Regions from separate parts of the Homo sapiens genome. Here region 2 is linked to region 1. A link is a contact called in ENCODE Hi-C or POLR2A ChIA-PET data. All regions are on one chromosome and are shown on one strand. The core of a region is the stretch at or near the end of the contact, and the rest is flanking DNA. Distances in the headings are between cores, read along the strand shown.

Region 1 (5,204 bases), core at 2,350-4,849:
TTTTTTCTTACATTTCAAAATCAGTGAATGTGTTCATATTAAGTTATGATTTTCTTTTTTTTTTTTTTTTTGAGATGGAGTCTTGCTCTGTCTCCCGGGCTGGAGTGTAGTGGCGCGATGTCTCGGCTCACTGCAAGCTCCGCCTCCCGGGTTCACGCCATTCTCCTGCCTCAGCCTCCCAAGTAGCTGGGACTACAGGCGCCCGCCACCACGCCGGCTAATTTTTTATATATTTAGTAGAGACGGGGTTTCACCGTGTTAGCCATGATGGTCTCGATCTCCTGACTTTGTGATCCGCCCACCTCGGCCTCCCAAAGTGCTGGGATTACAGGTGTGAGCCACCGCGCCCAGCCTAAGTTCTGATTTTCTTCACCTAAGATAACCTTATATGTATGCTATGTGTCAAATACTTGTTAATATTTATGATTATGATATTGTATGCCAGTTTATGTCATATTGTCTAATAGTGGGGCACAATGATTGTTCATAATTTTTACTATTTAAAAATCTCTCCTGGGCCAGGCTCGGTGGCTCAAGCCTGTAATCCCAGCACTTTGGGAGGCCGAGACGGGCAGATCACGAGGTCAAGAGATCGAGAGCATCCCAGCCAAAATGGTGAAACTCCGTCTTTACTAAAAATACAAAAATTAGCTGGGCATGGTGGCACGTGCCTGTAGTGCCAGCTACTTGGGAGGCTGATGCAGGAGAATCGTTTGAACCCAGGAGGCGGAGGTTGCAGTGAGCCAAGATCGCGCCACTGCACGCCAGCCTGGTGACAGAGCAAGACTTCGTCTCAAAAAAAAAAAAAACAACAAAAAACCTCTCCTTACTTTATGCCATTTTCTTTGGTCTCCTCTGCCACAAAAGGTATATACAAACATACAAGTGCTTCATTATGTAAATACATAAAGTTTGCTGTATTTGTTGTGTAGATCTTCAGCCTTTTGAAAACGAACCAACCAACCAGGCAGCGCTGTGCTCTTGGAAGTCTTTCTTCTCTGTCAAGCTGATCTAGGTACCAATCATTAACTTTCTTATACCTAGATTCTCAGACCCCAAACATTTATGAACAGCCATACGCATATGCCAGGTAATAACAGAGGTGGGGTTGGTCTGTCTAGTAAAAATATTAGCTTTGATTCGAGCTTCCCTAGATGTTTGTACCACCTTTCAGTACACAAATCTGGAGTTAACAAGGAAAACTTGTCAGTTGCCAATGTTCTGTTCCGGTGCTTCGCTTTTAAAATTCAGAAAAGAATCACTGAAATAGATTTAGTATTTCAAAGTTCAAAGTTCTGTGTGACTTGGGGTAATGTTTATAGGCTCATTTATATTCTCACTTGGTTTACAATGCTGATTACAAAGCCTTGATTAAATACTTACTATGTGGACAGAATCTCACTATTGGACTATAGAAGCATAAGATCTGGCCAGTAACTCTGAGAAATTTATAATATAATTGGCAAAACAAGAAGTCAAATCTACAAGTGCTGAGGAGCTTGTAAATAATAATTATGAATCTTGATAATAAATAAAGAGATAGGTGGGAGGATCGCTTGAGCCCAGGAGTTTGAGACCAGCCTGAGCAACACTGGGAGACTGCCTCTACGAGAGAGAGAGAGAGAGAAGTAGATGAGAGGCTGGGTGTGGTGGCTCACAGCAGTAATCCCAGTGCTTTGGGAGGTTGAGGCAGGAGGATTGCTTGAGGCCAGGTGTTCAAGAACAACCTGGGAAATTCCATCTCTACAAAAATTTTTGTAAAAAATTAGCTGGTTATGGTGACATGTGCCCATAGTCCTAGCTACCCAGGGGGCTGAGGTGGAAGGATTGCTTGAGCTCAGGAGTTCAAGGCTGCAGTGAACTATGATTGCACCACTACACTATAGCCTGGTGAACAGAGCAAGACCCGGTCTCAAACAAAAACAAAACAAAAAGCAATCCCTGGGGATTTCACAGAGACTCCTAGGAATGGTTGGTTTATTCCCAGTGTTTTGAAAAAATAGATGTTCCAGGGTAAAATAGTTTGCATTGCAAGTCGTGTGCCTAAATCAATGTGAGCTCTGTCTGATTTTGCTTTAAGCCAGAGGTCTTCAAACTTTGTTCCACAGAACCCAGGAACTTCTCAAACATTTTATTCTAACTTTTTGTTTGTATGATTGGTGATTATATTTGATTCATAGTCTTTGATTTTTAAAAACATGCAAAACACATGAATATATTCTTGTGAAGATTTGTAAGTTAGCACATGTTATCGAGCACTGACTGGTATACTGGGCACAATTCTAAGAACTAAGGATACACTGATGAACAAAGGAAGTAAAAATCCATGCCCTCATAGAGCTTACATTCCAGTGAAAGGAGAAAAACAAACATAGTAAGTAACAAATTATATAATGTGTTAGAAGGTGAGTAATGCTATAAACAAGCATAAGATGAGGCAGACTGGGAACGCTAGTAGGGGGAATTATAATTAAGTCAGGGTAGGCCTCACAGAGAAGTTACCACTTGAAAAACTTGAAGGAAGTGAATTAATGAGCAACATAGGTAAACAGAGGCAGAGCATTCTTCGCAAAGGGAGCTGCCTTTTCAAAAGCCCTAAGGTGCATCAATGCATGTATATTTGAGGTTTAGCAAGGAGATTACAATTAGTAAAAAGAAAAATGAGATCTGAGAAGTATGGGTAGGGAATCAGTAAAAGGGAAAATAAAATCAATCAGTAAAAGGGAAAATGAGATCAGAGAAGTAGGGGGTAGAGAATACAGATTGTGCAGATCTTTTGATTCTTTTTTTTTTTTTTTTTTTGGAGAACGGTCTGTCAGGCTTGAGTATGGTGGCGTGAACATGGCTTACTGCAGCCTCAACTCCTGGCTCGAGCAATCCTCCTGCCTCAGCCTCCTGAGTAGCTGGGAATACAGGCGACATCCAGCTAATTTTTGTATTTTTGGTAGAGACTGGGTTTTGCCATGTTGTCTCAGGATCCTTAGGGTGTGGCTTCACCAGCCAGAAGCGTCTGTGGCTGGTGGCACTTATGCTTGAGTTTTGCTTATGCTCACTGGGATCGCCCACTTGGCCTGGCAGGCTGATCTTGGCTGGTGCTACCAGCCTGGATCCCATGCATGCCAAGAGCAAGCCAGGCATGAAGTGGCAGGGGTGTGGGTTGTGTCAGCGAGCGAGCGTGGAGTCTGGCCACTGTGCATAGCCAGGCAGGCTGGCTGCTGTGGCAGGGCAGGAAGCTCCAGGCATCAACACAAGCACTGGCTCTGTGCGAGGATGCGGCTAGACCAGATGTATTGCAATGGGCTTCCACTGCAGGCACCAGTGTCTGGACGAGGGGAACAGGTGGCGCCCAAAAGCTCAGAGATGCCAGGAACCGCAGAGTCCCAAAAAGAGTATTACAGCATGTCGAGCTCTGACTCAGGGAGCCCTGAGGTCTGGGCTCCCAGAAGGAGAGCCCTCTCTTCTTTCCTCCTCGTCCCAGTAAGGTGAGGTGGGGTGACGGGGGTTGGGGGCGGGGGAAGGTGGGGAGGGTGTTTCAGCCCGTTTGTGTTGCGGCTCTTTCAGTCCCACTGCCCTGCTTCAGCTCGGGGCTCCTGGGCTGGCCCCACCCCACCACTGCTTCCTGTCACATGGGACAGCTGCCTGGTGCCCATGGAGGGCAGAAGGGCTATAGTGTTACAGCCCCTTTAGCTCCTGCCACAGCTCGGGAGCCAGCTAGGAAAGTGTTACAGCTCCTTTTGCTCCTGCCATTCAGCGGGTCCTGGGTTCTTGTCCTGCTTCCAGGAAAAATGGAGTTATGCAGACAGCTAGAGGGTGAGCAAGGCAGAGGAGCTTTATTGAGCAGCGGTACAGCTCTCAGGAGAGAGGAGACCAGAAGTGGGTAGCTCCTATTCAGAGGCAGGTCGTCCTGAGTGTCTTGAGTCTGGCTGACTCCAGGGATTTTACAGGCTCAGAATGGAGGAAATGCTCAAAATGGAGGAAGTGTGTGCTGATTGGTCCATGGGCATGCCTGGAAAAAGCACCACTTGATTTGCCAAAAGGTATCAAGGAAGTTCTCACTGTGGGTGGGAGACTTTGTCCAGAACTGATAGCCCAGCCCCCAGGCTCCAGGGGACCCGCCCCTTCCCACGGAAGGAACCTGCCTGTCGCCCACCACCAACAACATGCTATCCATGGCACCCAGGCTGTCTGCGCAAGGGGCATCCTTAGGCCCGCCCCAAGCCACCCTCAGCCCCCCAGGCCTCCCTCCCGTACTCGTTGGCACCCAAAGTTTCAGCCTCAGAACCAGTTTCTGGAGGGGGCTGAGGTGGCGGTGGCAGGGCGGTGGTGTGTCAGTGCTGCCCCAAGTGTGTGCACACCTGGCCGGGTCACAACAGCACCTGGGCTCAGTTAACAGGATACGTCCGCAGCTTTGCTCTGCCATGGGGGCGGGTGCTGAGAGCGGGAAGAGGACAGGGAGTGAGAGCCTGCAGGGCTTCCCAGGGCCCTGAGAGTACAGGCATGCCTGGGTCCAGAGCCATGGCTGGGCGGCTGCAGCTGCACCCGGGAGCATGGGCTCCCACCCAACCACCCAACCAACTCCGTAGGGCATGGGGCTTTTGCTGGGATCAGCTGTTCCCGGCCCCGCCGGTTCCGTGGTGCATGCAGCCCTGGCTATGCCTCCCTCCCTGCAGCTGGTATCCTCACAGTGGCTACTCCAGGCAGGCCACCGCCACCATCAGTGTTGCCCAGGCTGGTCTTGAACTCCTGAGCTCAAGTGATCTGCCCACCTTGGCCTCCCAAAGTGCTGGGATTAGTGGCATGAGCCACTGTACCCAGCCCTCTTTGATTTTGACCCTAAGAAAGACAGGGAAATACATGAATATCTATTGGGAAATCTTTTTTGTTATTTATTTGTTATTATTTTTACCTTGCAGCTCCAGCTCAAAGGATGGGAAGTCTTTAAATAATAGAGATGTATATTTGCATCCTGCCTCCCAATGCCATACTTCCCAGAGATTGTTGCCATTTGGGGGCATGTCTTTCAGAGTTTCTTCTAGGTGATTTTGTAAATAAATGAATACTAGATACATACAGAAATATATATTTTTGTTCTGTGAGGTGTGTGTATGTGTGTCTGTCTGTGTGTGTCTTTTAATATCAATGAATTTATATGCCCTGTGTTAATTAGCAGCTTGCTGTTTTCAATTAATATGTATTGGAGGTCT
Region 2 (4,997 bases), core at 537-3,036, 76 kb before region 1:
CTTAACCTGACACTATATCCACACCCTATGGCTTAACGATGTACAGCCAATCACTGATCAATGTTATATCTATAAACCAATAATAATTCTTGACAAACAACTTTGTACTAGCAATCTCTAGTCTCCTTTTTTTGCCTTTAAAAAATCTGCTTATAATACAGGCCAAATGGTGCTCATAACCAAGGCTACCTGGGTCTGAGTCTTCCAGGCAGCTCTTCCCACTTTGGCTCAAGTAAACTTTTAAAATCGTATTTGGTGTTAGGCCTCTTCCTTTTAGGTCGACGTGAAAAAGCTGTCTGAAACACCGTTAGGAAAAAAAACACTAGATCACAACACTAGAGAAAATATGTTTATATTAATGTAGATTATAGACATGAGGAGGAAAAATTTACCTCAAGAATGGCTTTGCTTTTGGAAAAACTTGTGAACTTCATCAAACTGTTGCTTGAGGCTACCTTGGGGAATGGGACCAGGGAAACATATCATTTTGACCCTATATGCTTTTTCACTGCAAGACCTCTTTTTTGGATGAGAATGTGTTAATTTTGTACATTTTTAAACAAAGTTTGTTTTTTTTTTAAATAGCAGGTTATGCATTATGTAGAGAAAATAGCTATGTTTGAAATGGAAAACTAGCAACAACCGTAGTAATAAAATATAAAGAAATATAGTAATCAAAAAGAAAGAAAGAGATTGCAGGAAGTCTGGAAGAGAATACATCCAAAATGTTAATGGTGCTTATATGTGACAGTAAGAGGAATTTTTTAAATTCTGTATTTTATGTTTGCTATAGTCAACATGGATTCTTTTCATTATCACGAAGACTTTTTAAAAATTACAACATTTACATACATATGATGATCAATTTTTTGTACTTTTATGATATTTGTTCCTACATGGGTCTTTAAACTTGACTAGATGGCAAGTTTCAGAATGCAAATCATAAATTACTTTTAGAACAGATCCTATTAAAAAAAAAAAAAAAGACAGGCCAAGCGCAGTGGCTCACGCCTGTAATCCCAGTACTTTGGGAAGCCGAGGCAGGCAGATCACGAGGTCAGGAGTTCAAGACCAGCCTGACCAACATGGTAAAACCCCATCTTTACTAAAAATACAAAAATTAGACGGGTGTGGTGGCATGCACCTGTAATCTCAGCTACTCAGGAGGCTGAGGCAGGAGAATCGCCTGAACCCGGGAGGTGGAGGTTGCAGTGAGCTGAAATCATGCCACCGCACTCCAGCCTGGGTGACACAGCGAGACTCTGTCTCAAAAAAAAAAAAGACAAAATCTTTGTCAGTGATGCATGATTGGTTTAGTTTCCTTTTCAAGATTATTTAGAAAAAATATTTAGCTGTGTACACGGGCTGCTTTCCAACATACAGGGAGATGCTGTTTGAATACTCCTGCAAAGTGTCTGAAAGCAAATATTTAGTAAGTATTTCAAAAGAATTTCAAACCTCTTCTGGCTTCCTATCTCTGTGGTTTCTCTTTTCAGTTGAATATCCCTGAGACACCACAAACAAAACAAGTGCCCAATCAAATCCACTGTCTTAGCTTCTTCACATTCCCAGACCTCTGTTCTCCTTCCACCTTTCCCTGAATTGAAAGCAGGGCTTGTTTGCTCCAGAAAAACAAACAAACAGAAAGATCTGCAGGGGACTTCACTTCTCCTAGGAGGGTGCTAGGCCAGGACGGCCACATTTCTCAGAACTAAGGGGAACAGAAACTGTCTGGTGGAAGGAGGAAGCTCTCAAGAACAGCACAGCAATAGCCCCGAGGAGCAGGGAGCACTTGGCAGCCAGGGTGAGTGTGAACTTTGAGAAGGAAGAAAGATGTTTAAAGGTGATTTGTAGGAAACTTTGCCCTTGTAAAGTGCTGCATCCCTCAGCCCCACTCCCAGGACAGCACTCCACCTCCATCTTCACCCCAGGCTTCAAACAAGGCAGTATAAAAACTGACTGTGTTTGAAGTCAGACTCCAACACTTAGTGGCTATATCACCTTGGTTAAGTTAGTTCACCTCTCTGTTCTAATTTCCTGAACTGATCTCCTCATTTGTAAAATGGAATATGGTCCTGCCTACTTTATGAGGTTTTTGTGAGGATTAACTGAATTAATCCATTAATATAACCAAAACAATGACTCACTATGATTCTAAGAGCTATTTAGCCATGCGTGAGTTAGCTATTGTTTTTCTGGGCTGTCAGAGTTCAACAGGTGCTGCTTTGAATGTACTTTGAGCAAACTCTAGCTCAAAAGGAATCTTGTAGAATTTGAGATACTATTTTGATTGTTACCATTATCCACTCAGTCACCCAATCACTCCTTTAACCCCTAGACTTAATCAAGCTCTGTTGATTCATACCCCTCAATAAGTCTCCTCTCCAGTGCCTCAATTTTTGCTTAGATCACTGCAAGAGCTACCAACATTTTTTTCCTTTCTTCAGCAACTTTCATCCTCGATGTGGAAGGAAATCAAGATATTTTACCCCAAAATATATTTCTTTGATATACTTTGAGATGACTGCCAGAGGGCCAGCAAACGGAATTGGCCCTACAAAGCTGTCTTTCCTGGGGGAAATTTACATCTGTAGAGAATCTATATTCATGCAGCCAGGATTCCCTTGTCAGATCTAGGAAAGATTAAGAGTCTGACACCTTTAGAGGTGAGAGAATTTGGTAAAGGTAAGAAGAATTTGTCATCTATTCTGTCTGCTACCCATGAGGTTTCATCTATATAATAAGGCCAACTTTGCTAGGCAGGCCTCCTGTTCTGTCTCTCTCATAACCTGTTTTGCCACTAAAGCCTAGTTTACCACCATAGCCTGTTTTTGGCTGTGCTCTGAATCCATATTCTTTCTGTAACCTCGAGGTGGAGGGCTTTCATTTTGAAGGCCCCTGTGTCATGAAAAACTATGATCAAATAAATTTGTATGCCTTTTCTCCTATTAATCGTCTTCTTGTTAAATATTTTCAGCAAACCTTCAGAGAGTGAAGGGGACGCTTTCCCTTGCCTTCAACAATGTCCTTCAAAATGGCACCAGATCCATATGCATTACTCCCCAGCCTAAGCCCCACTGCGTTTGATCAATAACCATTATTTTGTTTTCAACTCAATGTCTTACCCTCAAGTCCTGCTATTTCCCATCCACCTACCTCATCTTTGCCAGTATCCTCCTTGTACTGGCGTGACTCCAGTCCAGGTCCTTCCATGTTTCCTTTTCTTTCTTGGGGTTGATCTTTTCATGATTCTTTAACAAATCAGTTGCTATTAAGCCTTCATGACACTGATAAAAAATCTTCTCTTCTACAAAGTCTTTCTCAGCAATCCCAAGCAAAGTTAGTCATTTCCTCCTTTGTTTACATTTCACTTGATATATACCTTGTCTTTTCACATAACAGGTTGTGCTGGAATTATGTGTTTATGGGCCTCACTCAATGACAGGGACTGAGCATATTTCTTTGTTTGCCCAGAGCCACCCCCACATGCCTGGCACATCAAAGATGTTTAATAACGATGTAGTGAGTGAATAATAAATAAATGGGTTAGTATAACATCTCAGATGATATTTACATTGTGTCGATGAAAACAGTCAAACTCTGTAAAATATTTGAAGAGATTTATTCTGAGCCAGTTATGAGTGACTAATGGCCCATGACACAGCCTCAAAAGATCCTGAAAACATAAGCTCAAGGTGGTTGGGCCACAGCTTTGTTTTATACATTTTAGGGAGACATGAGACATCAATTAATACATGTAAGATGTACAATGGTTCAGTTCAGAAAGGTGGAACAACTGGAATTGGGGGCTTCCACGTCACAGGCAGGTTCAAAGATTTTCTGATTGGCAATTGGTTGAAAGTGTTATTATCAATAGAAAGGAATGTCTGGATTATGATAAGGGTTGTGGAGACCAAGGTTTTATCATGCAGATAAAGCCTCCAGGTAGCAGATTTGAGAGAGAATAGATTGTAAATATTTCTTATCAGACTTAAAGAGCCTCTTATATCAGTAATTCCAAAAGGGAGGAGGGTATAATGAGGCATTTTGGCTCCCTTTTCTCATCATGGCCTGAACTCATTTTTTTCAGGTTAGCTTTGGAATGCCCCTGGCTGAGAGGAGGGGCCCATTCAGATGGTTGTGGTGCCTTAGAATTTTATTTTTGGTTTACAATTCATGGGAGAGTAAATATAGTAAAGGAGAGACAAACAGTATACAGGCTCCACCACTAGAGCATATGACTCTGGGCAAATTCCTTATGCTCTCTGTGCCTCCCTTTCCCCCTTGACAAAATAATGACAATGATATCTTTATGTGTATGTGAGCATTCAATTAATCAATAAATGTAATTATGTGTATTAGTTACTGTTGTTGTTGATGTTCATGGAGAGAGTATTACTGTAAACCCCAGGAAAGACAGGGACTTTGTTTTGACTCACCATTTAATTTCTAACATTTGTTATAGCATTTCTTGAGGAATAAGCACTCAATAAAGATTCAAGTGGGCACAGTGGCTCATGACTGTAATCCCAGCTACTCAAGAGGCTGAGGCAGGAGGATTGCTTGAGGCCAGGAGTTTGAGACCAGACTGGGAATCATAGCTAGATGGTGTCTCTACAAAAAATTCAAAAATTGGCCAGAGGTGGTAGAGTGTGCCTTGTGTTCCAGGTACTCAGTAGGCTGAATTGGGAGGATTGCTTGAGTTTAGAAGTTTGAAGTTGCAGTGAGCTATGATTGCATCACAGCACTCCAGCCTGAGTGACAGAGTGAGTGAGACCCCCATCTCTCGCTCTCTCTTTTTTTTTTTTTTTTTTTGGAGATAGAGTCTCACTTTGTTGCCCAGGCTGGAGTGCAGTGGCATAGTCTTGGCTCACTGCAACCTCTGCCTCCCAGGTTCAAGTGATTCTCCTGCCTCCGCCTCTTGAGGATTCATCTTATTAGGTAGCTAAAATTGGTAACATTTGCTGGATATGTCATTTATCAAAAAGTGATTGGGC

The links. Hi-C counts contacts between places; a loop is a spot of excess contacts on that map. ChIA-PET counts read pairs that join two places held with the same protein, here RNA polymerase II (POLR2A).
Region 2: a loop to region 1 is called in a map of Caco-2, with 6 times the contacts of the local background. The contact joins two enhancer-like sites. A Hi-C loop is called at or near these places in 1 of 168 maps with a recorded cell type or tissue (Caco-2). POLR2A ChIA-PET finds 5 or more read pairs at or near these places in 7 of 52 experiments (HEK293T, OCI-LY7, T-cell and 3 more).

What each region holds. Positions count from the first base shown.
Region 1 is chr4:88,243,447-88,248,650 of GRCh38, reverse strand. No RefSeq gene overlaps it. Among named protein-coding and RNA genes, the nearest start is that of PPM1K, 39 kb to the left of the region's middle. RefSeq lists an enhancer at 3,988-4,520. Within about 2 kb of position 3,599, at least 3 of the 41 ENCODE cell types and tissues checked have a DNase peak (open chromatin) inside an H3K27ac peak, as active enhancers do.
Region 2 is chr4:88,317,585-88,322,581 of GRCh38, reverse strand. All of the region lies in intron 3 of PPM1K-DT (PPM1K divergent transcript), which reads right to left. Among named protein-coding and RNA genes, the nearest start is that of PPM1K-DT, 35 kb to the right of the region's middle. RefSeq lists an enhancer at 1,664-1,743. Within about 2 kb of position 1,786, at least 16 of the 41 ENCODE cell types and tissues checked have a DNase peak (open chromatin) inside an H3K27ac peak, as active enhancers do.